Linked DNA regions of Homo sapiens: region 2 is linked to region 1. The links are chromatin loops, found by intact Hi-C in ENCODE. Cell type or tissue: psoas muscle. All regions are shown on one strand. Each heading gives the region's core, and the rest is flanking DNA. Links, peaks and the distances in the headings are about the cores only.

Region 1 (12,489 bases), core at 1,460-9,459:
GAGGCTGAAGTGGGAGGATCACTTGAGCCCAGAAGATTGAGGCTGCAGTGAGCCTTTATCACACCACTGCACTCCAGCCTGGGCAACAGAGCAAGACCCTGTCTCAAAAAAAGAAAAAGTGATATTATGCAGCTATGTTAAATTTTTCTTTCCTGTCATTGTATTGGTTCACTAGTTACAACAAGCATATATTATTAATACTTTTGCAATTAAAAAGTCCAATTAAGGCAATTAAAAGGCAAAGAAAAACCTGTCTGCCCAAGTGGAATGGAAATTCTATGAGGCAAGGATCGTGTGCATTTTGCTCACTGCTGTCTCTCAGAAACGGCTAACGCCTCTCTCCATATGGCGACTGCACAGGAGATGCTTGTTGGTGAATGGATGAACATAGCCATGGCTGTGATGCAGGTGAAGTGCTGTTTGGGGAGCAAAGGGAGGTCAGCTGAGGTTCTTGGTCATCAAGTGCCGTGGCTTCTGCTGGTTTCACCAGCTCACCCACTTCTCCTCTTCTCTGATGTTGCTCTGGGGAACTACCCAGTCCCCAGTGCACGTTCTTGTTGGGAGAATTAGTCAAGGTGTCTGCCCTCAGGGGCCAAAGAGTGGGCCCCTGAGCTAAGCCAGGCCAGTTGGGGCCTCTTGCTGAGAATCTGGATTGAAAAGAACCCTGCATAGATGGACTGTGGGAGAGCCGACTCATGCTGGAGGCAGCGCCTGACAACAACAGCCACCAACTCCTGGTGCGTGCCACCCAGGTCCCTGCAGCTGCTTCCTGTTCTTTCCCGGAGAGTTCTCCAGTTTCCTTTTGAGTCTATGAGACCCTCCTCTCATCACCATCCTTCCAATCAATCTTAACCTCCCCGCAACCCCATAATCAAATGGGTTTCTGTTGCTTGTAACCCAACAGCCCTGATAATGTTCAGAGATAACTGGAAAGTCCTTGCACTCTTCCTCTTTCATGACCCTGTAAGCTAGGGTGACCATCAGTCTACAGAGCTCCAGGGCAGCCCTGGCCTACAGCCATTGTCCAGGCCTAATTATTAATATCATCCCTTTAGTCTCCTCGTCTGAATGATCAATTATGTGATCAGCCTACTTATAGCTATCTTTTGGTCTTCCTCACTTTGGCAAAGGATTATCTTCTGTTTTGCTTTATCTGAGCCACTTTCCCAGAACAATAGCAGAGATCTCTCTATTCACCTGCTTACAAAAAAAACAAAAAACAAAACCAAACAAAAAACCCCAGCAACAACAAGATATTCTCTTGATTGATAAATAACCCACATTCGAGGCTTATTCATTATTGTTCCTGTGGCAAAGTATAGATTCTTTAGGCCAATCTCCTCCATAATATTTTGAAAAGTATGGAAAATGTCACCTTTACCTCTTTTGTCTTCTAGGTTGCTTGTCTTTTCTCTCCTGCGTAATTTCCACTTTCATTCATGATAATGTCGAACACGGTGAGTAGATCAGTTTCTCAAGAAGGTAGGTGATGAGAAGAAGCATTTGCTTATGGTCATTTTGACAAATTTCCACAAGGGGCTGGGTTCTGCACCACCGAGGACCTCAAGCATTATTGGCTGACTCGGCTGGAAAGAGCGCGTCCAGGCAGCACCGTCCAGAGGGCAGAGAGCAGGCTTGTGGTCTGAGCTGACGATGTTTTACTTTGACGTTTTACGTGACAGCCGGACTACATCTAGACTCAGATTCCACAGTTTTTAATCACCCACCATCTTCTAGGCACTATACTAAGGCATATTTCCCAAACTTTATCCTACTTTATACTTTTTACAGCATTGGAAACAAGATGATATCCCCACAATCCCCACCATCGCCATCCTCACTGTCGTTGTCACGATAACCATTACCGTCACCACCACCACCCATTATTTCCATTTTACACATGAGAACTGAGAGCCTCAGAATGTTAAGTAACTTGCTCAAGGTCACACAACTAGAAAGTAAAATTTGAACTCATATGCTCTAGTCCGTGGCCCATGGTCTCGTCACCTCTCCATTGGTGCCCTGGGTGGCTTGGGATCAATGACATCCATTCCTGTGGGTCCCTCCTCGTGCTTTTTTCCTTGCTAGGTTGCTTTGAGCCTTCAGTCTAAGGTTTACATCCATGCTGGGTATCGTCCTTCTTTTTTATGTAAATTGCTGAATTTCCCCTGGAGCCTCAAGAAAATGTCTAAGACTGAGCAGTTCTGCTCCTGGGCATATAACCAAAAGAATAAAAAGACAGGTGTTCAAAAAAAAACTTGCCCATGAATATTCACAGCACTCTTCACAATAGCCAAAAGGTATAAAAAACCCAAGTGTCCATCAACTGATGAAGGAATAAGCAAAATGTGGAATATTTACACAGTGGAATATTATTCAGCCTTAAAAGAATGAAGTACCAATACATGGATGAACCTTGAAAACATTATGTTATGTGAAAGATGCCATCCACAAAAGGCCACATATTGTGTGATTCCACTTGTATGCAATACCCAGAACAGGTGAAAACATAAAGTCAGAACATAGGGGCTAATCTGAGAAAGCAGGTTAGTGGTTGTCCCGGGCTGGGGACATGGGAACAGGGAGTGACAATTTAATGGGTATGGAATTTCTTTTGGGGATAATGAAAATGTTCTGGAATTAGGTAGTGGTATTGGTTGCATAACGTTGTAAATGTTCTAAATGCCACCAAATTGTACACTGTAAAATAGATACAATTTTATGTTTTGTATATTTTACCACCATTAAAAAAATTCCTTGCCCAAGATCTCCACAGTTTAATATCTCTTTGTATGACAAGTTAGGATACGTACTCAAAGGACAGTACTTAAAGCCTAATACTATCCCTGCCTGTGGATTCTTCAGAGAGCTACCTGCAAAAAACAGTCTTTCTCCTTGACCTCTTACCCTCTGACACCTCTTGTCCTAGATCCTAAATTCCAAATTACTTTGTAGCTTGAGATCCTTGGTCTATGGAATACAGTGTCTTTGCCTTGAGTTGTCTTGTGAGAAATATTAGCCATGTTCAAAAATTAACCAGCACTGTAAAATTTGTCTTGATTTCCTTCTTGCTATACAATTTGGAAAATCTGGCATTTATGTGAAGTTAGAAAAAAAGATGTCTTCTCTTTCTTTGATTACCAAGCAGCACAAAGCTCGGCTGGAACGCCGGGTCACTGGCTCAACCAACCGGTGGCGTTTGCCCAAACAGCCTTTCTCTGGGGACCTGCTCTCACTTTCCCAGATGTGCAAGGCTCTGAGCATAGACTTTGAGGAAGCTTTGAGGAACCCAGACAGGTATGGAGACTCAAAGGTTTGTGGGAGGGAATGGCCCATTATTCCTGGGAGGGGAGGTGCCTGATGACCGGGCCACTCTGATTGGCTGCAGTGGCTGTCAAGGGCACATCTGCAAGGAAGGCTCCCTCTGGAGCCAGCTCTCAGGCATGGACAGGGTCATAAGTGACTACTACCTCTGAGAATGTGGGTGGTTACAAAAGTGCAGAGAAAGATTGAATTTTTTTTTTTTTTTTTTTACAATTTTTCTTCCCAGTGGGAACTTTGAACCCAAACAGGATTCTGAGTTTATTATCCAGGGACCAACTGATTTTTTGACAAACAAAACTTAGTTAGTCCTGGCTCAGTGTTTAGACAGCTTGTAAATGTCCATTTTCACCCAATGAATTGATCCTCTCTCAATCTCATGGCATTCCGAGCAGTAGGCTAGACCCACTTCTCCATGTGATGAGTTCTCTCTTGCCTCTCCTGGAAACACAGAGCTGGACCCTTGCCTTAGTCTGTTTGTGTTGCTATAAGGAAATACCTAAGGATCAGAAATTTATAAAGAAAAAAGGTTTATTTGGCTCAAGGTTCTGCAGGCTGTACAAGAAGCATGGCGCCAGCATCTGCTCAGCTTCTGGTGAGGGCCTCAGTCTGCTTGTACTCATGGTGGAAGGCAAAGAGGAGCCGAGTGTGCAGAGATCACATGGCAAGCGAGGAAGCAAGAGAGAGGAGAGAGGGGAGGTCCCAGGCTCTTGTTGACAACCGGCTCTTGTGGGAACTAAGAGAGTAAGAACCCACCCCTGAGGGATGGTATTAATCTATTCATGAGGGATCTGCCCTTATGACCAAAATGCCTCCCATTAGGCCCCACCTCCAACATTGGGGATCAAATTTCTACACGAGGTTTGGAGGAAACAAACATGTAATTTGTAGCAACCCTATTGCAGAAGGTACACCTCATTTCCCTGGTGCCATGGACCTGGCTTGATGCCGTTACCATCCTTAGGCTGGCAGCATCAGTCTTGTGAGCTCACAGCCAAATCAAAGTGAGCATGGACTGTACTCCTGGGACAGCACCTGGCACAGAAGAACTGCCTGCTCAATCTTTCTTCAGCGAGTAGCCAAATCTTCCCTCTCTAGAGCCACTGGCCAACACTTTTCCGTTGCCGAGTTCCTTAGTGCCAGGGCTCGGCCAGGGATGCAGGTGCTGGAGCTAGGCCTAGGAACAGAGGCAAAATGATCCCAAAAGCTGATGAGAGGGTCTGGGCAGCAAGAACTAAATCTCTGTGAGTCACTGAGCTAAACTGGAGGCAGTGGCCTGAGGGGTGGGGTGTTGAAATGGCATTTGGTGCTGGGCATTTGGACTGTTAAAAGCAGTCTATCAATGGGGCTGGAATCTCCACTTCTTCACTTACTAATTCTGTGACCTTTAGTCAGTGGCTAACCCTCTTTGGGCCTCAGTTTCCTCATCTTTCAAATGGTTATAGAGCACCTTCTTCAAGATGAAGAGTCATCTTGAGGATTAAATGAAGCCATATATTGAAAATGCTTTGCACTGTTTCTGGCAAATAGTAGATGCTTAGTAAACAGAACTATTTTCTTTATTGCCTGGGCAGCATTTTAGTAATTAATCCCGGTGATTTCATCTTGGGGTGTCTCAGCTCTGTGCTCTGCCAGTCAACACCCCCTTTATTTCACTCTGCCTCCTTGCACCTTCCCCAGTTCCTTCCTCCAGGACAACACCTTCCTCCAGCACAACAGGGGCAGAGGAGCCGGTCTTCTGGGGAGAAGCTTTTACACATCTGGCCCTCTCCTTTGTGATATTGGGAAGCTGCATGTCCAGAGGCAGCAGATACTCTCAGGTGTTCTGGGTATGTCTACTGCCACGCATCTGGTGCTCAGCTGATTCAGGATTGGTTCTGCCAGGGCACTTGGGCTCTGTTCCATGAGCCTCTTGTCCTCCTCCTGAGATAGTGGGCTAGCCTGGGCACATGCTTATCATGGTGACAGCAGAGGGCATGAGGGTAAGCCCAGGAGCTCATGTGTCTTTCAAATCTTCCACCATTTCACATTCACTAGGCCCCATGAACTGAGGCAAGTCACGTGGCCAAACTCCCAGTCAAGGGACAGAAAACACACTCCGTCTCCTTATGGAGAGAAACTTTGCAGTATGGAGGCAAAAGGTTTGGACAGAGGGAGGGATGAAGAATTGAAGTCACTGGTGCAGTCTACTGAGTATGGGAGAAACTGATGTTCTGTAATAAACACAAACTTGTCTGGGCATGGTGGCTCATACTTGTCATCCTAGTGCTTTGGGAGGTCTAGGTGGGAGGATTGCTTGAGGCTAGGAATTTGAGACCAGCATGGGGCAACATGGTGAGACCCTGTCTTTACAAAAAATTTTAAAATTAGCCAGGTATGCTGGCTTGAACCTGTAGTACCAGCTGCTTGGGAGACTGAGGTGGGAGGATCACTTGAGCCAAGGAGATTGAGGCTGCATGCAGTGACCTATGATTGTGCCGTTTCACTCCAGCCTGGGAGACAGAGGGAGATTTGTCTCTAAAAATAAAAAAGAGACAGAGAAAGAGAAACACACACACACACACACACACACACACACACACATCTTTTCTTTGTGTTCACAATAGGAATTTGTTCCATGTGATTGTGAGTAACTTCTTAGAAAGAATAAAGGGTGTGTATAACATGAAGGGCTTATTCCTGGTAATTCTTGTGAACCTTCAGGCATCAGGCAACTCTCAGGTGGCAAACTCCACTGTCAGTAAGGGCCTGGAATGCCCCATGCAACATACGTTATATCCCCCAAAGCACTACATGGCTGTTTCTGCCCCACCTGGCAAGCTGTGTTCATGTCATGGATGGTGTCATTGCTGCTTTTCCCACCTGGGGGTGCTGTCTGCTTGGACAGGAGCTGGACCAGTCTATTTCTTGAGTTACGGAAAGGGTCATTCATGATGGAAAGCTGAGGGAACAGGCTCCCAGCTTCTCGTCTATTTCGGGTATGTAATTGTGCCCAGCTGGCCAACACTTCCTTCTGCCGTGTCTGGGTTTTCATGACGCAGGGAGTTCCTGGTCAGCCACTCAGAGGTGCTGATCTTCAGGCTGCTGATCGTCTTACCTTGGTCCTTTTGCAGGCTCTGGGGCACCGAGTGTGGGAGAGGAGGCTGAGAGGAGGAAATGTTAACTTCCTTGCGAGTACTCTAATCTTTTTGTGCCTTAGTTTATGTGCAAATCACGGATACTGTCTTACAGGGTTGTGTGAGAATTATATGACATGATTCATGTAAGGAGCTTAGAAAAGTGTCTGGCACATATACGCTCAATGCACATGTGTCAAGCATGTCCCTGGGGTCCACAGGCGTGTATGGATGCGTGCTGTCATGGAAACCCAGAGATCCAGCACGGGAGGTGTGTCTCAGGCCAGACTGGGGAGGGGGCACCCCCACGAAGGCTCAGGGGGTTGTGGCCCTAGGAAAGACCCAGAGCCCTCCTTGTCCCCAGCTGGTGAGGCTGCCTAGTGGTTTTCTCCCTTTCTGCCCGCAATGCCAAGTCCATTCAAGGGTGGGAGGAGGTCATGCTTAAGAGGTAAGAATGGGAAGAAGGGACCCCTATATTTTTATATTATATTATATTATATTATATTGTATTATATTATATTATTTTATTTTATTTATTTTTAACCAGAGAGTAGTTCTGGGATAGTGGGACTAGAGAACAATGACCCACGTTAACCTAAATAACAAACAGAGAGGAGAGGAAGACTCTCTAAAAGAGGCTGATGTTTATTCTGGAACAGGCATTGCAATGCAATACCAGTGCCACTGTAAACTACGTGTATATTCAGGGATGTAAAGGAAAACAAAGGTTTTTTTGTTTTGTTTTGAAACAAGTCTTGCTTTGTTGTCCAGGCTGGAGTGTAGTAGTGCAATCACAGCTCACTGCAGCCTCAGCCTCCCAGACTCAATTGATCCTCCCGCTTCAGCCTCCCAAGTAGCTGGGACCACAGACATGGCCACCACATGCTGAATTTTTTATTTAATGTTTTGTAGAGATGGGGTCTCTCTATGTTGCCCAGGCTGGTCTCAAACTCCCGGGCTCAAGTGATGCTCCTGCCTCAGCCTCCCAAAGTATTGGGATTACAGGCATGAGCCACCGTGCCTGGCAAGACAAAGGTTTTTAAAGGAAAAGTGAGGAGGATTACATCATTGCTCTGAGATAATTATCCCTGGCTACAAGGATCCATAACAAGGGCGACACCAGTTTGAGTTGCAAGGCAGATGTCCTCGCAGTACTTTTTTTGTGTGTGAGGTTGTGATGGCCTTTGTGTGTGGCTGTAGGTTTTGCAGAGTCTTTTGTGATAGTTCTTATTATCAGGCATTCATGTGTGAGAACTCTCCCTTCCTGGCCTTCCCCACCTCTATTTGTTGGGTGGATTTTTTTGTTTTGTTTTTTTAAAGAGATTTAGAGATGAGGTCTCGCGCAGTTGCCCAGGCTAGAAGGCAATGGCTATTCACAGGCATGATCACAGCTCACTGCAGCCTCAAACTCCTGGGCTAAAGCGGTCCTCCTCCCTCACCCTTGCATGTAGCTGGGACTATAGGAGCATGATACCATGCCAGGCTCCATCAGGGTATTTAACACATCATAACTCCATTTTTATGTTGATACCTTTCACAGAGACAATGAAAGAGAGAATGCTAACTGAAGGCATGTCCTTGCAAGTTATTCCAAACATTCACTCTTTCACTCCTCCCTTCCTCTGGGACCAAGAAGCAGAAAATGGAAGGACTGGGGTCCAGCCCCAGGTCTATGTAACTCTTCCTAGTTAATCAAATTGGCATTTTGCCCTTTGGATAGTTTGCTCCAGGAAGTCCGTATGTCCATGAGAAACTTACTTCCTCTTCTTCCCCTTCTGCCTTTCTCCATCATGGTCATGACTTGGGGGCGTGAGCTCCAGCCTAACAGCACGTTCCCAGCATCCCCGCACCAAGCATTGCAATGGGACCACTGAGTCCCAAACAGTGAGACAACTCACAGATGCCATGTGTTCCGTTCACTTTTCCAGTGATCCTAAAATGAACCACAGCCCTTGGGAACAGCAGAGCCTACATGACGAATGGTATATCTTGACAAGCAGCCCTCACACCCAGGAGAAGGCAGTGTGCTCACCTCTGTTTCCCGGCATCCCTTGGCTCAGCCGATGACACTGATGTTTGTGAGAGTAGTTGAGTTCATGGACCTTGCGCCATATTTTCCAAAGTCTGTGGCTCCATTTTGGGATCACGGTCTGAACTCTTGACTCTGGCCAGCTCTTTCCAGACGTGTCACCCAAGCCACGAGGGGGATCGAGGGAGGAAGCGAGGGTGGCTTGGGTCAGATCTCCACTGCTCCTGTTGAATAAGCAAGTCCAGCTCCCACTGCCTGCCTTAGGCTGAGTCATTGGCAGCCATCCTCCCCCCTTGGAAAGGGCAGCACGTAGTTGGCAATATTCTGGACACGGGCTCCCACCCATGCTTCCTGCATGCACCCTGACCCATGGGGTCTCCTGGGATTGTTGGAGACAGCGTGGTGAAGTTGACACTGCATGACACAGAGCAGCTGTGGTCACAAATGTCTCTTGGCTGGCTGGCTTTCTGGGATGACTGTCTTTAAGCTGCGAATATGTGACTCAAATTTTGTTTCACTTCCTGGCTTAACACGATGAGTCCATGGTGTTTATCTATGTGGTCATGGATTCATTAATGAATATTGCTGAGCACCTGCATGATGGCTTGTGCCAGGGTCATAGCAGTAAACACATGCCGTATCTGTCTTGCAGAGGATACACAAGTAAACAGGCAGCCACAAGACACTCCAGAAGGAGTTTTAAGGGGAAAATCCCAGGACGGGCAGGGGTAAAGCCACTGGCCCAGCATCCCCAGAGAAAGCGGCAATGAAGTTTATTCTGAAGAATGAGTAGGAGCTTAGCAAGGGGAAAGGCGAGGAGGAGAGCATTTGGGAGAGGGAGCAGTGCATGCAAGAGATGAAAGCAGCAGTTGGCAGGTCCAGGTGCAGGCTGCTGAGAAGGGCTGGAGTGGGGACCGTTGAGGGACCAGGCTGCAGAAATATGCAGGAGCTGGTTAGCCGTGCTAAGGAGTTTGGGCTTTCCCCCAAGAGCAATGGGGAAACACTGGAGGATTCTCAGCAGGAGAGAGACAAGACCAAATTTGCATTTTGTGGGAGGCAGGCCTCCGAGCAGAGCAGGGCCGGAGGCTGGGAGACTTTGGCAGTGACTGGAGGGAGATCACAGGGGCTTAGACGAAGGCTATAGCAAGAACAGCAAAGAGAGATGGACAAATTCGAAAGATCTAGGCAAGTGATGAGATGTAACAACACTCAGCATGCTGGCTTGGGCAACTGCAGGCTGGTGGTGCCATTTCCTGAAATGAGAATCCGAGTGAGCAGGGTAGGATTTGGGGTAGATGCTAGGTTTAGTTTTTGGACACACTGAGAATGGGACCTGTATGACCTCTAAAGAAAAATGTTGGTGAGTTCACATCCCAGAAATGAGCAGAACCCTCTATTCTTTTCTCCCAGCAGATATTTACTGAGTGTCTACTATATGCTAGATAATGTTTTAGACACTGAATAAGGTGTCATTCAGGCAGCCAATTATGGCCTGAAATATCTCCTCGGTAAGGCCTACCCACAAACTGAACACAGCAATCACATTATGAGCCAGCTATCAGAAAGCCTACAGTTTTTCAGATCGGCAAATGGTGACCTGAGGAAACTCTTCCAAAGGGCGAGATATGATTAGCTTGATCAATGGGTGCTTTAAGGACATTTATGCTAGAATAATGCATGTTGTAGTTGGAGAAAAATGTCAGTATTAACTCCTGGATTTTATATTTGCATTTTCCCTTGAGGTTATGCATTTCACAAATCCAGAAGTTTTTCTTTGAGAATTTCAAGAACAAGGACATCCAAAGTGGGGAAGCAGGTGAGTTTGTGTTATCCATGGATTAAGCCAGAATGTTGCTGATTTCAGGGGCATCTTGTGGTCTTTATGGAAGGAGACCAGTCCATAAACCAGGGCGCTAGTGTATAAGTTGCAATTCTCATCCACTTCCCAGCGTCTAAGAAATAATAGGTGCCCGGTAAATATTTGTCAAATGTGCAGTGAGTGAAGTCAAGCTTGGTAAACACATTTTCATATGCTCCTCGCCATGATAAAGACAAATGTGTTGATGTCAATAAATAGCCCACACCTGTAATCCCAGCAGGAAGGCCCAGGCGAGTGAATCACTTGAGGTCAGGAGTTCAAGACCAGCCTCGCCAACATGGTGAAACCCCGTCTCTACTAAAAATACAAAAACTAGCTAGTTGTAGTGGCATGCACATGTAATCCCAGCTACTCAGGAGGCTGACGCAGGAGAATCACTTGAACCCAGGAGGAGGAGGTTGCAGTGAGCCAAGACTGCACCACTGCACTCCAGCCTGGGTGACAGAGCAAGACTCCATCTCAAAAAAAAAAAAAGTAGTCTTTGTATTGAAAGACTAAACAGAGTGCAGCAAGCATAAAGCAGCTGTTCTTTGTCTCTTTGGGCTCTAACCAGTCATGACTTGGACGTTCACAGCTGCACTTGTTCAAGAGGACTTTTCTGAGGCAGGATCAAGAATCAGGATAGGTCCTTTTTTGCTAGAAAAAGGTTCATTGAGCCTCATGAGGAGGCAGCTTCTTAAAGTGGATTTTTTTTTTTTTTTTTTTTTTTTGGATAAAGCCTACTGCATGGTGTGACTGCCTGAGATCAGAGCCAGACTCCTTTCCAAAGAAAGGCTAATAAATTCTTTTCTCTCCTTCAACTCTGAACAGGAGAAGTAGTCTGAGACCATCTCCTGGCATGAGAGAAAGAGCTCTGGATTGATTAGTGATGGCTGCCATGCATTGGCCATCCTGAAAGTGGAAATTGACATCCAGTGAGTGAATATGCTGTATCCACAATTCCGCTCCTGCCTATAATCACCCTGATGGGCTGAGACTTTTTCTAACTCAGCATAACCAGACCACCTAAGGCAATGTAATATTTGAGATGCAAACCCCCCGGAACCCCAGCACTAAACAATATCATAACATGGGTGAATAACAATAATAATAGCAGGAAGAAGAATCAGGTACCCAAGGTCACACCGTGAAACTAATGGCAAAATCAAGAAATACGTAGATGGGGCTAGTGACCCTTCAGGTCCTGTCTGGCACTCAGATTGAGGGTTCTAGGCACCTCTCCTCCCCCCAGCTCTGTACTAACAACACAGGAGCTGAGCCATGCAGAGTCCTCTCCCCATGGCCTCTTGAGCCTCACCTGGCCTGGCATCCTTGGTTTCGCCATCTGCCCTCCTCTATCAAAAAGCCTCTTCTTTTAGTGATCACTGATTTTATCCTCAGGTTAGATGCCCCTGAAGAAAGTCTTCTACAGTTTGCAAAGAGCCTTCTTTATATTGTCAAAGAGGGTCATGAGAATCCTACCCTCGTTGGTGGGCCTGCTATTGCCTTTCAGATGGGTCATGCTTTGTATTCATAGCCCAGTAGTTCTCAACAGGGAACTGGGGGGTGATTTGGCTTCATTGCGGACACTTGGCAATGTCTGGAAAGATTTTTGGTTGTCACCGCTGGGGAGGGAGTGCTACTGGCATGTAGTAGGTAGATGCCAGGGCTGCTACTGGGGATCCACAGTGCACGGGACAGCACCCCAACAGGCACGTATCTGGCCCAAAATGTTTACAGTGCCGGGGCTGAGAAACACTGTCATAGGGGAAGCCAGAATGAGGCCCCCCAAGAGTGCCCCAGACAATGTCCTCGTTCCATGAAGCTTTTCCTCATTCCCCACATTGGAGGGCAGCACAAGTGCCTCTGAAGTCCTACAGCTGTTAGCCGACAGCTGTCCTGGACACGTGACATGTCCTGGGTGACCCTGTAAGACTGGTTTGGTGTCCCCCTCAAAGCCACTAAGCCCCCGAGGCCCACACTTCACTGCTTCCTTTCTGAGATGCCTGGGGAGGCTGCTTGCCTGCTTCATGTGCTTAATGATCCACCGAGCAAAGGAGCTGGGGGAGAGGAAGCTGATGCATCTTTGGGTGGGGACGTTACTGATGTGTTTGCTCAGCATCATTTTCTGTCCTCAGATGTGATTCTCGAGTGCCTGGGCTTCA
Region 2 (12,489 bases), core at 2,345-10,344, 160 kb after region 1:
TGACCGTGTCTGACTGCCACTCCTTTTTGCAGGAGCATCCCCCCGGTCCTTCAGAATCCAAACACGCTTTCCGTCCTACCAACGCAGCCACCGCCACCTCACATTCCACAGCCTCTCGCAGCAACTCTTTGGTCTCAACCTTTACCATGGAGAAGCGAGGATTTTACGAGTCTCTTGCCAAGGTCAAGCCAGGGAACTTCAAGGTCCAGACTGTCTCTCCAAGAGAACCAGCTTCCAAAGTGACTGAACAAGCTCTGTTAAGACCTCAAAGTAAAAATGGCCCTCAGGAAAAAGATTGTGACCTAGTAGACTTGGACGATGCGAGCCTTCCGGTCAGTGACGTGTGAGGCAGAAGCGCACGGAGCCTGCCTGCCTCTGCCGTCCTCAGTTTCCTTTCATGAGGCTTCTAGCCAAAGATGATAAAGGGGGAAATGGTTTTTAGTGCGTATATTATACTGCCTCTTAGGTGTACTCTTTATAAGCTGGTAAACCAAGAATCTAGGGAGTGGCCAAACTAAATATAATTTCTTTAAAAAAGAAAGAAAAAGGAAAAATCCAAAATATCTCAGTATCATCTGTCTGAAGCATTGTGTGTTCTCATTCGGGTGGTAACAATGTATGTGTAATATTTTTTTCTTAGTGATTTTGACAGTTTAAATGTTTAACAACTTAAAGCATTAAAAATGCTTATTAATAACTTTGGTCATTTAAAAAATGCTACAATGACTTCCTATTAAAGGTTCAATATTTACACATTCTTATTGGTTGATATTACCACATGAAATATTGCCAGACCAAGATACCTAAACTCATGATGTCTGTGGTGCTGTAAAATTTATACTAAAATGTGGACTATTTTGAAATTATAACCATTTTTGATGCCCTGAATCTTGAGGTGACTTATTTTGCATAGAGGATATGGATAGACCAACAGTAAGGGTTGTGGGTTATACCGGCATAGAGAAAAGAAGAAAACTAGAATTGAAACAACTGTGTCTTAGACATTTGTTTGAAAAAGCTTCATCAGGCCTTGGAGCAGTCACTGCTTTATTCCGCAAAAATTATTTGGTAGGAAATTTTTGGGAGATCTGATTTTCTTATCCAAGTTTTGTAAATAGTTGTTATTTCTATATTTGGATTGGTGAAAGACCTCAAGTTTATATGTAAAGACATAACTGCCCTTAGTCATGAAATTGTTGTGACCTCTACTTTTTGTCACTAATAGCCTACATTCAAGTGCCTGTGTTTTTTCATCTTGTTTAGGAATGTTTTGAGATTAATGTGCTTAAAAGTCCTACGTGACTGATTTTAAACATTGTGATAAAATTAATTTTCAGTAGAATAGTTGAATGTGTTAAGATAGGATTTTATGTTAGAGATACCAGAATGCTGGTATTCTACTACTTGTGCAATATATATGTTTTAAAAAACAAATTTGAGAATACATTTAATCATAGGGATATAGATATAAGCACCTCTCTAAAGAATCTTTAGTTTCCGACGTTGAATTATAGACCAGTTTGAGTAAGTACTGCTTTTTTTTTTTGGAGACGGGCTCTCGCTCTGTTGCTCAGGCTGGAGTGCAGTGGCGTGATCTCAGCTCACTACAGCCTCCACCTCGTGGGTTCAAACAGTTGTGCTGCCTCAGCTTCCCGAGTAGCTAGGATTACAGGTGCATGCCACCACACCTGGCTAATTTTTGTATTTTAGTAGAGATGGGGTTTCACCATGTTGGCCAGGCTCGTCTCGAACTCCTGACTTCAGGTGATCCACCCATCTCAGCCTCCCAAAGTGCTGGGATTACAGGCGTGAGCCACCATGCCCGGCCCATAAGTACCGTTTTTGAGGTTCAGTCTTAAACATTTGCTTTAAGAAAACAGTCTTGAATTTCACATGCTGCTATTTTTATATTTTGCCATTTTACAGTACTGTTTTGTTTTGAATTCATGCATATCATTGAAAATTTCTCGTTTTCATTTTCTTAGATGACTTCTTGTCTGAGACAGAAAAATTTCCTACTACAGCAGTGCAGTCCAGAGGTTAAGATGTATTAGAATTATACAATATCAGTTTAAAAATCTGTATGCATAAAGAATGCACCACTCAACTTTTTTATTCATAAGCTAATATTTTTTTAAAGTTACATTAAGATTTTTTCTCTTTTGCAGCTACATTTGAAAGTGATAGAATAAAGAGATTTTAATGAGTTATCACTTTTTCAGCTGATATATTCATTTTAATGGCTTTTTTGAAAGTTCCTTTTTCATGAACACACCCGAGAAATCTTAAATAGACACTTTGCAATATTTAAGAACCTAATGCTGTTTAATTTTGGTACAGCTTCCACATTGCATGTTCACTTTAGTATTTGCAATTTGATATATTTCATGGTGGCAAAATATTAGCTCTGTTTTGGGACATTTTAAAATAGAACTATCCTTGTTCGATAGCATAGGAAAATGTTCTGGTGATTGTCAGGGTCTCCTAATATTTATCTCAATTCTTTTATAAGTCTATGGAAATTATTTAATTATTTTAAAACGTACACACTTTTCTTGTAAATATGTCACATCTGAGTTCAAAAAAATTACTTTGAATACCTTAATATTTGCTGCATTTTTTTCCGTATATATAACATGTCTTCTTTCAGAATGGGAATATATGTGTGCCTCCCAACATTTACTGTTAAAGTGTGTTATCTTTATATGTCAAACTGGTTGAACACTGTAATGAGAATAAACTGCACAGAGTTTATTCTGACTTATTTCTCATTTTGTTTGGTTCAGCCCTTGTGTGATGAAGTAAATACAATGATTAGGGGTGTGTTTGGTTAATTGACTTCAGTTTACATATTTAAGGACAGAGTAATTATTTGGTCATCTTTGCAAGAATAAGAAACTTCAGATCTGTGAATTCTTAATGCATCCCTGCATGTGAAATTATAGAAGGAAAAATGATTTTTTTTTGATAGGGGAAAGAACTTGCTTATTTTTCTTAATTAAAAAACATGTTCTCAAAAGCAGAATTATCATATGTTAGCCTCAGAGCATCGTGTGGATCATCTGGGCTGCTCACAGTGCTCCATGATTATTTAGACGGCATGATGTAAGGCGGAAAGCAGAGGGCATCTTAATCTCCGGGTGGGCAGTTGAGATGCACTCAAAAAACTATGTCGGGTGTTAGAGGCTGCTCCTTGCAAACGTTCCCTATTGGTGATAAATATTCCACGTCTGTTGCGGTGAACACCATATACAGGGCCTAGTGCAGTGCTTGGTGCACTTGGTAAAGCTTAAATACTTCTCCAGTGAGGACAAGGCATTACTGTAGAATGTGTGAACTTCCCACATTAGAGAAAAGTGTATACCTATTTGTTAGATAAATTGTACTTTTGAATTTCTGGAATATTCTTTCCTTAAAGCAACTTGCCTTCAATGATTCGAGATACCTTCTTTTGCTTGTTGTGTCTAATCCATTGTCAGATCCTGCTGCTTTTCCCTGGCATGTTCATACCTTGTTCTCTGAAATTCAGCCGGGAATGACTTTGAACCAGTATGTCTGCTCACCTATTCATGTCCTGTTGGGGCTCTCCTGGACTACCCTATTCCTGTCATTGTGCAGAGTAGGTATCAAAGTAGACATCTTCATCTGTTGCCTTTTCCTGAAAAGCTGAATGACGACTTAAAGATCAGCTAGGCCAAGCCCCCACCATCAATGCTAACTGAGATAAATTGAGACCCCAGAAAGGAGGAGGATTTGCCTGGCCCATGGGGCACGTTAGCAACGAAGCTGTAACTGTTGGCTTCTCACTGTACTTGGGAGCATCATTAGGATCTGTGCCCAGGGTGTAGCTAGAGTAATCCAGCCAAATATACCAGGTTGCTTCCTAATAACCTATGGCATTCCGCACCTCCTCTCCAAAACACATAGGCTTAGTGTTCTTTTTTTTTTTCTCAGTCTTTTTCTGAAGGCCATTTGTTGTGTGAAATGGCTTTCTTCATCTTAGACCTTCAGATCTCTGTTGAATCAAGTGACTTGTGAATGTCTAGCCATGCAACAGCAGCTCACGTACTTCCTGTGTGTGTTCTAATATGCTGCTGCTACAAATGGATGGAATACATTGTCCTAGAATGCAAGGACCTTGAGGTTTGTGTCTGCGTTTCACCTGTTAGGTTTTCTGTAGTTCTGTTAGACGATGGATATGTTTATGTTTGATACCCCTTTATTGCAGCATGTTCAGCACTTTCAAAAAGGAGAGCATTTAGTATTTGGTTCTATTTAGGAAGGGCTTTTAATTATTTCCAAGAACTTATCTAGGTTTAGCAAATGAAGCTTTAATTTTTTTAGTATGTCCTACCTATTTTTCTGAAATATTATTTTCTTACCAAAAGTGCCATTGCGTGTGTAAGCCATGTTTTCTTGTTCACGCCAGCCATGGGAGGTGATAATAGCCTGGGTAACAATTTCAGTCATACTTGTCCAGGAGCCTGCTTCCTTGAAAGTGACTGATGTTCCGGTGTTCCTTTCTTTCCCATTGGGTCTTGGACACCTGATTGTTACCATGGTGTTTGTCCACTGCTGCTATGGTCTTGTTGATGCTGCTCCAAATATGTAGCTGTGTTTTCTGGATACATAATTTTTATTTAAAGCTTATTCCTGGACACATTTTGTCCATTTTTGAAAAGATCTAAACTAATTTGACTAGTAGAATTAGGCTAACAATACATGGTTCAAGGAAAAATACTGCCTTTTGTAATAAAAGTTTCTTCTTGCCTAGTGTCTCATTGGTCTGAATATAATGGCTGTCTTAGACCCGGCATCCTGGCGCCTGTCTTCAACTCTAGTTCTGCCGTATGTGACTTTAGGCAAGTGTGTGTGTTTCGGAACTTCATTTTCTACATTATATAAAATGGAATTGGATAAAAGCTACATCTGTCTTGGTAATTATTATTATTAACTGATGCAACTTTTTTTCCTTTGAAAAGTATTTTTTTTATTATTTAAGTTTTAGGGTACATGTGCACAATGTGCAGGTTAGTTACATATGTATACATGTGCCATGCTGGTGTGCTGCACCCATTAACTCGTCATTTAGCATTAGGTATATCTCCTAATGCTATCCCTCCCCCCTCCCCCCACCCCCCAACAGTCCCCAGAGTGTGATGTTCCCCTTCCTGTGTCCATGTGTTCTCATTGTTCAATTCCCATCTATGAGTGAGAACATGCGGTGTTTGGTTTTTTGTCCTTGCGATAGTTTACTGAGAATGATGATTTCCAATTTCATCCATGTCCCTACAAAGGACATGAACTCATCATTTTTTATGGCTGCATAGTATTCCATGGTGTATATGTGCCACATTTTCTTAATCCAGTCGATCATTGTTGGACATTTGGGAAAAGTATTTTTAATGTTTTTATCCTAAACCCAAAATAAGAAGGGAAAGCTGTAAACATTTTTGCTTTAACAAAAAGGAAATCCCTTTCTTAGCTTTTCTTTCACTTCTAGTTGCAGTTCAGGAATTTTCTGTAAGTGGTGCTTGTACCTTTATCAAAAGTTCTGTTAACAGTTGGTGAGGCAAGAAATATTTGTATCAAAAATGCAAAGATATGACAGCTTAATACCAGATCTCAGTGTTCAGAAGTTTAGTCCATATAGGATTTGTGTATGTTATCTATTTTTTAAATGATTAAATTGTATGTTTTAAACCTCAAGTAAGACACATGTTGAAAATATGGCTGAATTGAGGCTAGCATTTACAGTTTTGATTGATGAAATCTGTATTTTTTGATACATTTAATAGTGCCTTACTGTGGTATATTCATGTGGTAATAGCGCCACCTTCTGGTTATATCATTGCTAAATTTAAAATTTGGAAATTTGGAGTCTGTTTATTGCCTCCATCGTAGAAAATTAGATAAGATATGTGATTGCCTAGGATAGTTTTGAAATTAATATAAAATTCAAACTAACATTTACAAATTATAAATTTTTTATTTAGAGATGATTGTAGGTTCACATATAGTTGTAAGAAATAAAACTTTCCAAACTTTCAAAATGGGGAATATTTAGTATTTGGTCCTATTTGGAAAGAGCTTTAATTATTTCCAAGAACTTACCTGGGTTTAGAAAATGAAGTTTTGGTTTTTTAATTATGTCCTACCTGTCAATTTCTGTTTCTGTAAGAAATAATGTAGACCCACACGCCTGTAGTCCCAGCTATTCAGGAAGCTGAGGCAATTGGAACACTTGAGCTTAGGGGTTTGAGATCAGCCTGGGCAGAATAATGAGACACCATCTCAAAAAAAAAAAAAGAAAAGAAAAAGATATTGTGTACCCTTTACTCAGTTTCCCCCCAACAGCATCTTGAAAAACTAATACAATATTATAACCAAGATACTGACACTGATACAGTCAAGATGCAGAACAGTTCCATCATCACAAAGGCCCCTCTTTGTTGTTCTTTTTATAGTCACATCCATCTCCTATTCTGCAGGTTTGGAAGCAGACTTAGCCACTTGTCCAGAGTCAGATTAGGCTTGAAATGTATCTTTCTGATACCAAAGTTTGGGCTCTTAACACACTACTTCTACTGTCTCAGTAGAAGTCTTGAAAACTTCTCTTTTAAAATAGTACTTCCAGATTACTAAATGAGTTGAATTCAGTCTGTTTTCAACATTTCTAGAACCATACTATTTCAAATGACATATTATTTATACATACCTTTAAATTTAACATTTGAGAATCAATCATAGGTACGTATCAAATTACAACTTCCCTGAAAGATTTCAAGCCCTGACATTTGATAAATAAGGTTACCAGAATAAATAGTAAGTAACAGATTGAAATAGCTTTAAGATGCTGGATTCTTGCTTTGGAAACAGCTATAGGGCCTGGTTATAAAGATAATCACTTGGTATAGGCTAACAGGTTTTTTCCATGTGGAGAAGCTTTGACCTGATGGAGTTGGGTCAATTGGTGTCTTCAGTGTACGACATGCAGCACACAGGAGACCTAAGAAGACGACAAAGATGTCCACGAGGAATCTGCCGAAAGAAAATATAAAGTAATATGTGATAAAATCTAGCATGGAAAACTACGCATCAGAGACTGAGATGGCCCATGGGTGATGGTGTGGGTAAGATAAGTGTTGTGATGGAGAGGGCCTTTGGGGGGTCCCATGAGAGAAAAAGGTACTTCTAAGTAAAAGCCATGTGACTTTATAAATTTCTAAATGTTGATTCAGGGGTCCTAAGTGATGGAGAAAGTTTACATTGTTCTCTTAAGGCTCCATTGCCTCTTTCCCTCCCGAACTGTGGTATGTATACCTCTAATGCACGTTTTCTTTAGTGGGGAGGAAAGGAGGGGCTGTGGAGAACTTTCCATGGTCAGGAACTTACATCAGCCTTTTTTTTTTTTTTTTTTTTGCCTGTCTTTGGTACCTTATCTTCATGTTATGAATGTAACCTATTCCCTGTGGAAACATTTATTATTATTTCCAAATAGGGCCTTTGGTCCCAATGGCGTCTGTTTCTTTTTGACTTCTACATACGTCATGCTCACGGTCTTGGTTCGTATTGTCACTCATGCCATTTTTTCTTCCCATTTGCTTTTTGCCTGTCTAGTTTGAAGGTGGAAGATTTTCCGATGAATCAGATATGGCAAGTGAAAGGAAGTGAAGAATTAAGGGTAATGACAAGGTTTTCAGCCCGAACAACTAGAAGCCATGAACTGAGGTAGCAAAGATTGCAGGTAGAGCAGGTTTGATGGAAAAGATCATGATTGCAGTATTGGTTGCAGTATTGAGTGTTAGGGTTGACATGTCAGACATCCAAGTAGAAATGGCAGGCAGGCAGTTGGATATGCAAATTTGGAATTGAGAGAAATCATTATTGGAAATAAAAATGTGGGAGTCTTCAAAGTATTCGGTGCTATTGAAGGCTTTGAAACTGGATGAGATCATCTTTAGAGAGAATGAAGATGAAAGAAGAAAAGAGAACCATGGAATGAGCCCTGGGGCGCTCCAATATTAAGAGCTTTGGAAGAAGAGGAGGAAGTAGCCATGATGAATGAGAAGGTGTGACCACCACATCAACAGGATATCAAGAGTACGTTGTGTCTTAGAAGCCAAGTGAAGAAAATGAAGTGAGGAGGAGATCGGATGTTTCAAATTCTGCTCGCAGGTCAAGTTAAGAGGCAGCCTGAGAAATGCCCTTTGTGTTTGGCAACGTGGACAGTACAGATGTCATTGGTGATCTTGCCAGGGCCTGTTCTGATGGAGTGGTGGGGACAAATAGAACTCTTTTTGAGGCATTTTGCTGCAAGAGGACTGGAGAAAGGTGACGGTTGCTAGTAGCAAAAGTAGTCTTTTCTTCTTAAGACAGTGGCTTGGCCAGACACGGTGGTTCACGCCTGTAATCCCAGTTTTGGAGGTCTAGGTGGGAGAATAGCTTGAATCTAGGAGTTCAAGACCATCCTGGGCAACATGGCAAAATCCCATTTCTACAAAAAATACAAAAATTAGCAGGGTGTGGTGGCGTGCATCTGTAGTCCCAGCTACTTGGGAGGCTGAGGCGGGAGGATCACCTGAGCCTGGGGAGGTTGAGGCCACAGTGAGCTGTGATTGTGCCACTGCACTCTAGCCTGGGTGATAGAGTGAGTCACTGTCTCAAAAAACAAACAGAAAACAATAACAAAAGATGGTGGCTTATTTGTTGATGAAATGACCCAGTAGGAAAAGAAAGATTGATGATGTAGAAGAGTACAGAATTGTTGGAACAAGTCCTTGAGGAGGTGAGATGAGATGGAAGCTAGGGCACAAGTTGGCTTGACTTCTTCAAATGCACAGGTGTTTATCTGGGGTAGGAAGGCACAGTATGTGGTGCAGCCACTGGTTAAGTGGGTAGACGTGGAGGGGTAAGTCTCTGAAAGTCTCTGCCTTAGTCTCAGTAAACTAGGAAACAAAATTCGCAACTGCAAGTAAGGTGGGGAAAGGTGTGAAAGGCATGAGAGAATAGATGTCTAGGATTGGGGAGAAGGAATGGACTAGGGACATTTAGGATATTCTGAGCAGCACTGAAAACCCACTGAGCTCTGTGTGCATGAATGACAGTGTTCAATAACTGATAACTGTAGTCATTTTTGTCACGCTCCTGACTTCAGTGGAAAAGCCTCTAGTGCAGGCATGTCCAATCTTTTGGCTTCCCTGGGCCCCAGTGGAAGAAGAAGAATTGTCTTGGGTCATACATGAAATACACTAACATTAATGATAGCTGATGAGCTAAAAAAAAAAAAATCGCAAAAAAATCTCATAATGTTTTTAAGAAAGTTTACAAATCTGTGTTGGGCCGCATTCAAAGCCGTCCTGGGCCACATGCGGCCCGTGGGCTGTGGGTTGGACAAGCTTGCTCTAGTGGTTCCCCATGCTGCTGGCTTTTGGGCTGAGAAATATTTTATCAGGTTAAAGAAGTATCCAACTATTCATATTTTGTTGAGTTTTTTTCTTAAGAATGGTGATTGAATTTTGTTAAATATCTTCAATATGTCTGGAAATAATATTTTTATCCCTCTTTAATTTGGTGAAAGCTGTTAATCCAGTTCTCAATATTTAACCATCATTACATTTCTGGAATAAATCCCATTTGGTCAAGATATGTTATTTTAAAAATCTGCTAGATTTTGTTTGCTATTAGGGATTTTTGCATAAATATAAATGATACTGGTCTGCATTTTTCTTTTGTGTAGCTCTAGTCTTTGTAGGTTTTGTGGTGTTTTACTAGCTTCATAGAAAATACTTGAAAGGTTTTTTTTTTTTTTTAAATTTTAAGCTGTTACAGAACAGCTTCAAAAGAATTGGTATTCTAGGCTGGGCACAGTGGCTCACGCCTGTAATCCTAGCATTTTGGGAGGCCAAGGCATTTCTCAGGCTGGATCACCTGAGGTCAGGAGTTCGAGACTAGCCTGCTCAACATGGCGAAACCCTGTCTCTACTAAAAATACAAAAAATTAGCCAGGCATGGTGGCAGGTGCCTGTAATCCCAGCTACGTGGGAGGCTGAGGCAGGAGAATTGCTTGAACCCGGGAGGCAGAGGTTGCAGTAAGCTGAGATGGTGCCACTACACTCCAGCCTGGGTGACAAGAGTGAAACTCCATCTCAAAAAAAAAAAGTTGGTATTCTATACTCCTTAAAGAGTTAGTGGACTTCCGCTAGGAAATCCTCTCAACCTGGTGCTCTTTTGAGGGTGTGCCATTGACAACCTCCTCATTTCCTCTATGAGAATTGATATGCTTAGGCTTTCTATCTTTTCTGGGGTCAGTTTTGATCAATTATATCCATAGAAAATTATACATTTTATCTAAGTTTTTAAATGTATTTGCATGGAGCTGAGCACAATATACAGAACTTATTTAAGGAGAAATGCATTACTGCAGATCCCACTTTGTTCTTCAACTCAAAATATCCAATGCTGTGAAGATTGCTTATATGACAAGTTGTGCTATCTTCTGATTTTTACCTGGAAGCAATGTGATCACAAACATACCACCAGATTAAAGTGGTAGTACTCAGGTAACAGGAGGCCATCCAAATTAAATTTAGGAGTCTTTAAAAAATTATCAAAATTCAATGTAAAAAGTATAATTTCTTGTAAAGAACATGTGGTTCCTGGAGAACATGTCTAGGTTCCCCATTTGAGAAACACTGTCCTAGTGAATAGCATTTGAACTTATCCTACGTTCATTGCCCTTCCATGTCCACCTTCTCACACAGTGCTTCTGTGTATATCTGGCACTCCAGTTCAACTGAACCTTTCCATCTCCCTGTTTCCCACCTTCCTGCTATTATTTGTGCTGTTTCTTCTGCCTGGAACGCCACTTTCCTAATAATTGTTGCCTGTTAATTCCACACCTTCAATTCTCACCAAAATGCCACTTTCTCCTTGAAGTGTTGGAATTGCTTTCTCATCTTTCCCATCACACAAGCCTTGGTGACCCCAAAACACTGGATTCCCTTCTCCCTTCCCATGCCAACGTTCAGTACAGTTCATTGGAACAGAATTCACTTTAAGCTTTGCTCTTAAACTTTGGCCTAGTAAATAGCTTTTCTCCTTTCACTGTAGTCCCTTTTAAAAGCCAAAGACTTCAAAATTTGGAAGAGATTAGAAAATGAAAACAGTCCAAATCCAGCTCTTTGTTGATTAGATTGGCCCAAAGGGGACATAAATAAGACAAGCAAAATGCAAACGAATTCTAGTAGTAATGGCCACTGTATAAGCACTGCACCAGTGCAGTGGTTTCAGCAGCTGGTCCTGGGCCCCTTTCATACTTAATGTATGTTTGGTTTTACGTTTAATTTTAGGTGCTAACAATTACCTCATGGGCCCCTCTTAAGTCTGCTGTGAGAGAAATCCTAATCCCCTAAGGCAGTGGTTCTCAAAGTGTGGTCCCTGAGACCAACAATGTCAACATTACTGAGAACTTGCTAGAAGTGCAAATTATTGCTCCCATCCCAGTCCTACTGAATCAGATTTTCTGGGATTAGGGCAGGCAATCTGTTTTAACAAGGCCTACAGGTGATTCTGACATCCATTAAAGTTTGAGATCGGCTGGGCATGGTTGCTCACACCTATAATCGCAGCACTTTGGGAAGCCGAGGCGAGAAGATTGCTTGAGTTCAGGAGTTCGAGATGAGCCTAGGTAACATAGTGAGACATCGTCTCTACTAAAATTCAAAAAGAATTAGGCATGGTGGTGTGTGTCTGTAGTCCCAGCGACTTGCATTGCGTGCTGAGGTGAGAGGATCGCTTGAGCCTGGGAGATCAAGGCTGCAGTGAGCCCTGAGTGTCACTGCACTCCAGCCTGGGCAACAGAGTGAGACCCTGTCTCAAAAAAAAAAAAAGTTTGAGATCCTCTGCCCTAAGATATCCATTATCCATTACATGTAAGGAATTAACTTCTCTCCTATGCGACCAGGATGGCCTTTGTTACATAGTATCCTTAGAGCTGAGAAAACAGTTACCTAAATCACTGCCTGTGTTCTGTGGTTCAGATAAAGAACCCACTGAAAGAGGCTGCGTGCATGAACCGGCTCTGACCAACTGAACATGAAACACAGGTTGGAATAAAAATATTTTTTTATTTGATGGTCTTCCATATAGACAGAATTTCATCAGGAATCAAAGAAAGGTGGTTACCACATATAAACACCAACTAAACTCTGAGCTTTCTGGCAACTGAAAAGGAAAACGTTGAGTTCTAGAATAGCCTTTGTTGTTTGATGCAACTAACCATATCACCTTTTAGAGCTAGAGAACCGTCCAGGTATTAAATGTTTGGAATCTTTTATGATGTGGATTGTGCTACAGGGGACACTGAGTAACGTGGGGACCAATGTCCTTCACAGTTTTTGTAGAAAAATTTTTAGGTGGTCTTCCATATTCACCCTTAGAAGCAAGGACAACCCTTCGAGTGTAATTCCGTGGAGATGATTTCCTTCT

Evidence for each region. Peaks named below come from ENCODE experiments on the same cell type or tissue, not always from the same donor. Only the 100,000 strongest peaks of a DNase experiment are listed, where the experiment ranks them.
Region 2: a loop joins it to region 1, with 10 times the contacts of the local background. A loop is called at or near these places in 9 of 110 quality-filtered maps.

The regions. Positions count from the first base shown.
Region 1 is chr10:122,273,643-122,286,131 of GRCh38, forward strand. It overlaps BTBD16 (BTB domain containing 16), which reads left to right. Exons shown (of 16, transcript NM_144587.5): 2 at 1,398-1,457; 3 at 3,149-3,297; 4 at 10,209-10,282; 5 at 12,463-12,489. The coding sequence starts at 1,440. Among named protein-coding and RNA genes, the nearest start is that of BTBD16, 8.6 kb to the left of the region's middle. In psoas muscle, for the core only: a CTCF peak has its summit at 6,190 (motif pointing right); a DNase peak (open chromatin) is centred at 6,179; H3K27ac peaks cover 3,940 bases.
Region 2 is chr10:122,429,592-122,442,080 of GRCh38, forward strand. PLEKHA1 (pleckstrin homology domain containing A1) reads left to right here. Exons shown (of 12, transcript NM_001001974.4): 12 at 33-2,754. The coding sequence ends at 347. Among named protein-coding and RNA genes, the nearest start is that of ARMS2, 19 kb to the right of the region's middle. In psoas muscle, for the core only: a CTCF peak has its summit at 5,828 (motif pointing left); no DNase peak of the experiment used is centred there.